Regions from separate parts of the Homo sapiens genome. Here region 2 is linked to region 1. Evidence: chromatin contacts called from ENCODE Hi-C or POLR2A ChIA-PET data. All regions are on one chromosome and are shown on one strand. The core of a region is the stretch at or near the end of the contact, and the rest is flanking DNA. Distances in the headings are between cores, read along the strand shown. Region 1 holds the start of BEND3 (BEN domain containing 3). Region 2 holds the start of CD164 (CD164 molecule).

Region 1 (2,700 bases), core at 37-2,536:
TGAGCACGTATAGATTCTTCTATAAAAGCACCCCCTGGATGCAGGGCTTGGTTCTTCAGGCTGCTTGCTTAATTTTGCATAGCAATTAGTACTGACTTCACTAAACCAGTAATCCAAATACAGCTCGAGAATGTTCCACGTAGTTCCTCAAACTTAACCCTGTGCCTTTTGATTTCAAGCCCGAAGGGGGGGAACTTGCATAATTACTAAATTCCCAATTGGAGTGGTCTGAAGGAGGGTACGGTAAACCCAAACTATACGTTAATTCAAACCCTCGCCGCGACTGGGCAGCAAGGAGCCAACATATGCCTTCTTTTAAAAATCTATTCTACCTATTCACTGACCGCGCAGGGCCGTGCCACATGGTCCTCCCTTGCAGCCAGTCAGCTGTGAGCAGCAGATGGGATCATTTGCATTTTTCTTTTTATACTTTCTTTGATCGGCAAATTAAAGGATTTTTCTTAAATTTACATTCTCATTGTTTGCCTAAAATACAAACGTGGCTAAACTGTTGAATTGGGCTTCCCTGACTCTCACCCAGCACCTCCCCCTCCCCCTACCCAGCCACTGAGACTTGAGAAAATACCCGAGGGGTAGATTTCGTATTTATCAACTGGGAATCTACAGTCCAAGAGTTAGGAGTAGACAGAATCAGCCTTTATTGAGTTGGTGACTCGTGTTTTTCTATTTTAGGCGCTCGGCGCAGACAGCCCGTGGGTTTGTGTTTGTGGGGTGTGTGTCTGTGAGCGCGGGCGCTTCCGAAGCTCTCGCTCCGCAGCCTCACACCCCAGAACTTCGGGTTGCAAGAGCAGATTTTAGCTCTGAGGCTCACAACAGAGGGCGGCCACCGTGCAGGGGGAGTGGCCAGAGCCAGCTTTTCCCAGCGCCAGGGTCGCTCTCCCGGGTCCCGCCGGACTCCATGCCGCCCCGCGGGGCCGCAGGAGCCACCCGGGCCCTCGCGCCCCAAGGTCTTTGTGCCGGTGGCGGCGCGGGAAGACCGGCCCCGGGGGCCTGGGCTGCGGCCCAAAGGCCAAAAATGCGGGAGAGGCGTGGGCGCGAGGCGGGACAAGCTCCGCACAGTCGCCGTCCCGCAAGGGGCAAAAAAGTAGAAAAAGCCGTTTGGGGCCAAACTCTCGGGTCTGAGAAACCACGTTTCCGAGGACGAACTCGCGGTGGGAGGACACATGGGGTACAGGGGACATTGTTCGCGGCGCCTGCCCGGCGCGCCGTGGGTGCGCGGCCGCCGCCCCCGCCCCGGGCAGCCAGCGCGGGCCCACGTGGAGCCACTGCGCTGGCCGAGCGCGCCGGGCCGCCTGGGTCCCGGGAGTGCGCGCCCGAGCTCCCCGCCGCGGCCGTTCACGCCCGAGCGCCGCCGCCGCCGGTCCCGCGTGTGCCCCGCTGAGGGGGAGGGGCGGGCCGGGGGTGGGGGCGGAGGGGTTGTGGTTCCACTGCAGCGGGGGCTCCTGTGTCCTTGTGCGGAAATGACACACGGAGTCCCGTCACGTCACGCGAGAGCGCAGCGCACGGACACACACAAAGAGAGGGGAAAATACACGGCGCTCGCCCGCCCGCCGCCCCCAGCGCCTCCCCGGGCCGCCCTGGCCAGGCCCTCCGCGCGCGGCCCCCACTCCCCGGCCCCGCGCCCTCCCCCCCACGTGGCGCCCAAACTCGGCGCGGGCCCGCCCGGCAAAGTACAGAACTCGCGTCCCAGGTAAGTGCGGGGCGGATCAAGCCGGCCGCGCGGCGGCGGCAGCGTTGGCGGCTCCGGGGCGAGCGGCCGGTAGAGTGGCTGCAACATCCATGCCGGGGTGGGGGCGGGAGCAGGGGAGGGGACGCGGAGGGGGGCTGCTCCGAGCGCGCCCGCCGGTAGTAGCGCCCACCCCCGCGCGGGCCGAGCGACCGGAGCGGGCGCCGGGCGCCCACGGGCTCGCCGCGCCCATTGTGCTGCGCGCCCCTTTGTGCCCGCTCGGAACGCGGCGGCTCCATGGCGTTCTGGGGAGCACGCGCGCCGCGCGGGGGCGGGGGGTTCGCGCGGTGGAACCGTCCGCGCCGCCGCCGCCGCCCGCCCCACTCGCGCCGCGCGCCGGCCCCGCACCCCCGCCGGGCGCCGCGATGGAGCGGCCGGGGCGGCCGGAAGGCTCTGCCGTACTCGCGGCGGCTTGGCGCTCGCGCTCGGCGGGGCTTTGGCGGGGCACTGCTCGGCGTGTGGAAGGGGGTGTCGGAGCGGGAGCAGGGGGCGGGGACTGGAGGGAGATGCCGGGCGGCGAGCGGGAGGCCGGGGGAGCAGCCGCTCGGAGGAACGAAGCCTCCGGAGGCTGCAAATGGAGCGAGGCCGGCCCGCGGCGGCGGCGGCCGGGAGCGGAGAGGGATGGGCCCCGCCGCCAGGGGGCGCAGCGCTCCCTTCCCGGCCGTTCCACGGCGGTTCGCGGTTCCCGCTGCCCAGGAGCTGGAGGCGGGCCCGGCGCCTTGGGTGTGCACCCGGGCTGGCGCGAGGCCTGGCCGGCCGGCCGCAAAGCTGAAGCCTGGGGCGCTCGCCGCTCCTCGTGAGCGCTCCTTTCCTTCTCTATGATAAACGTGATTTCCCACGCATGCTTTGCCCTTGCCTCATCCGTGAGCTGTGCACCACCGATTTGGAGGCCCTTGTGTGCTTGTTTACCTACGTCTCCCTATGTAGCTATTTTAAACAAGGTGTTTTTACAG
Region 2 (2,700 bases), core at 132-2,631, 2.3 Mb before region 1:
TGAAGGGCTTATGGTGGGAGCTCACTTCCCTGACAGCATTCTCATGCTTCTGGGCTGGATCAGTCAAAACTATCAGCTTTTTGTTTACATCCAAGCAACACTACTCCAACTAGCGTAGTCATTGGAACAAATGTTCATAGTCCTGAGGGTACAGAAGGACGACACTGAAAAGATCCCAAGGGGAAATAAAATCTTTCTATTTGAGCAAAAAGGTAAAAGCACTATGTAGTCATCTTTTTTGGCACATCAAAAAAGTCATCGTGGCACATCAAGACAGACCTCACGAAAGCAATTAATATTCCTATATTATTAGGATAACTTTGCATAATTAAAATTACATAAGTGTACAACAGCTGAAAACACAGCATTAAATACAACTTTTAAAGTCTAATTTTTACCATGTGATAACCGTATCAAATTTTGCGAATATTTTGTGAGACTTGGCAGTAGATGGCGCTCACCTTTACTAAAAGTCTGAGCAGCGCCTTAACACTAACAGGAACTTAAGAATCCAGCTCTGATGTCAGGCAATCCCGTGTCCAGGTCAGGTCACTTTTTTAAGTCTCAGTTTCCTCACTGGTAATGTGGGGGTGGGGGCCTCCCCAATGACCTCGCAACTCAGACCGCTTTTGATTCTCTGACTACAGTGGTGGAGTTGAGACAGGTCGGCTGCTGCAACCGCCGTCTGAAATAGCAATCCGGAAAAGTCAGGTTGGGAAAGTGACAGAGTAGACGCCCTGCGGCTCTGATCCGGGCGGCGCCTCAGCTGCCCACACTATGTGGGCGGCAACGCACAAACTCCTTAACCACGTGGTGCCTCCATTCCCCTAGGGAGTCCCATCACAGGATAACTTCTAGCAAAATCAATCTTCAAGAAAAAAAGAAGGGGTCCTGCCGAAGATATAAGGAAGCTCCCTGGGGATCCCGCAGCACAGCACAAACTTAGTTCTTGAGAGCCGCACAAAACCAACTTCCGCCCCAGTGGAGTTGCGTCCGGAAGGCGCGGCCCCGGAGGTCACGTGGGCCCGCGGAATTACAGCCTGGCGGGGCGCTCAGGTGGAAGCAGTAGGCCACATTATGTCGACTGTTCCATGCAAGTCAGGGTGGGGGCCGTCCCTATCGCAGGCATGAGACAAGTCCAGCTGCGTCGTGTCTGGTAATCTGAGGGCAAGAAGAACGATTTGCAGAAGCTCCCAGTTTTCTTGGCTGTGGCACAGTCGCTTTGAGGGCCAGGTTCCTTCGGCTTCCTCCCGACTCCCCTGCTTCCCCCCGTAGGATTCCCGTTGGTATCGTCCGAGCCCCACCTCCCTCCTCTTCGCCCCCGCACGCCGAAAACAGGGGCCTCTCACGTGACCCCTGCGCGCTCCCGCGGGGGAGCGTAGTCTCGGAGGCGGCGCCGCAGGGGATTGAGGGGTTGACTGAGCGTTGCGAGCCTTAGCTTTCTCCCGAACGCCAGCGCTGAGGACACGATGTCGCGGCTCTCCCGCTCACTGCTTTGGGCCGCCACCTGCCTGGGCGTGCTCTGCGTGCTGTCCGCGGACAAGAACACGACCCAGCACCCGAACGTGACGACTTTAGCGCCCATCTCCAACGTAACCTCGGCGCCGGTGACGTCCCTCCCGCTGGTCACCACTCCGGCACCAGGTGGGCGCGGGCCCTGTGGGCTTCCCGCCCTCCCCTGCCCAGCCGAGCCGCACTGCCTCCTCGCCGTGCGGGCGGGGCCCGGGTTCGGGCCACGGTCGGGCGGGCGGGCCGCGCTCGGGGTGCGGCGGCGACTCCGGCAACATGGCGGCCAGCCTGGAGTCCACTCGTGGCCGGGCCGGGTGGGGAGCGCGCTGGGGGGAAGCGGACGCGCGGTTCCCAGTGGCTGCGGGGCTGGGGCCCCCCTCGAAGTGTTGCAAGTCGAGGTGCCTTTTAAAAGTGCATCGTAATTCCTAGCCTCACTTGGGGTCGGAAATGGGGACGTGGCTTCCTTCCGCGGGGGCAGCGGTGGGGTTGAGGATGGGGCCGGGCGTCGCGCCTCTGAGGTTGGCGGTGGGGCCGAGCTGCCTCTCCCTGCCACTGGTTGTTCACCCTCCCGGCGCCTCTCTCCGGAGGTAGCCTTCTCCGGAAGTCCGGGAAAGAGAAACTTAAAGACGGTAATGCTCGTTCGTGTCTCAGACTTGAGTCTGAGAAGGTCGCTTGAGATTTAATTACATTGGTTTTGCAGATAGGAATAGAATGTAGCTGACGTTTGAGCACGTAGTTAGTGAAAACTTCACACTTCAAAGTATGCGAAAAGGAAGAAAAGTACCCATGTATGTACCGGGTGTTTTGCGTACGTATCCTAAGGCTAAACTGGAAGGTAGGTAGTGAAACCTAGGAGGTAGATGCAGAGACGGAGATGAGTAAACTCTCCTGACATTGTATGTTTATTCTTTTTTCAATTGTTTTTAAAATTTTCTTAACTATGTCCTGTGCTCAGATAGCGTATGTTTAGTAGGTCGTGGAACGGGGGTTTGTGCCCAGGTCTGTGGGTTTTCTAAAACCCGATCAGGAGCGTGTCTTTTGTTATGTGCAGTCGCATAGGGCTGGTTAAGGCATACATACATTTTAAAGCAGAAATTGCCATATACCGTGACAACACAAAAGAGAGAAGGAAGATAAGTTTGAGGTAATAAGCGGGAGAAACACTAGAGGTTTAAAACCTGCAGTCTCGTA

The links. Hi-C counts contacts between places; a loop is a spot of excess contacts on that map. ChIA-PET counts read pairs that join two places held with the same protein, here RNA polymerase II (POLR2A). Pooled maps may share reads with other maps.
Region 2: a loop to region 1 is called in a pooled map, with 7 times the contacts of the local background. The contact joins the promoter of CD164 here to the promoter of BEND3 in region 1. A Hi-C loop is called at or near these places in 7 of 50 pooled maps. POLR2A ChIA-PET finds 5 or more read pairs at or near these places in 2 of 52 experiments (activated CD8-positive, alpha-beta memory T cell and activated T-cell).

The regions. Positions count from the first base shown.
Region 1 is chr6:107,114,101-107,116,800 of GRCh38, reverse strand. It overlaps BEND3 (BEN domain containing 3), which reads left to right and starts at 1,286. Exons shown (of 4, transcript NM_001367314.1): 1 at 1,286-1,711. RefSeq lists enhancers at 1-36, 37-800 and silencers at 1,393-1,442, 1,483-1,532, 1,663-2,572.
Region 2 is chr6:109,381,148-109,383,847 of GRCh38, reverse strand. It overlaps CD164 (CD164 molecule), which reads left to right and starts at 1,381. Exons shown (of 6, transcript NM_006016.6): 1 at 1,381-1,644. The coding sequence starts at 1,470. RefSeq lists enhancers at 764-993, 1,074-1,423, 979-1,488 and a silencer at 1,644-1,923.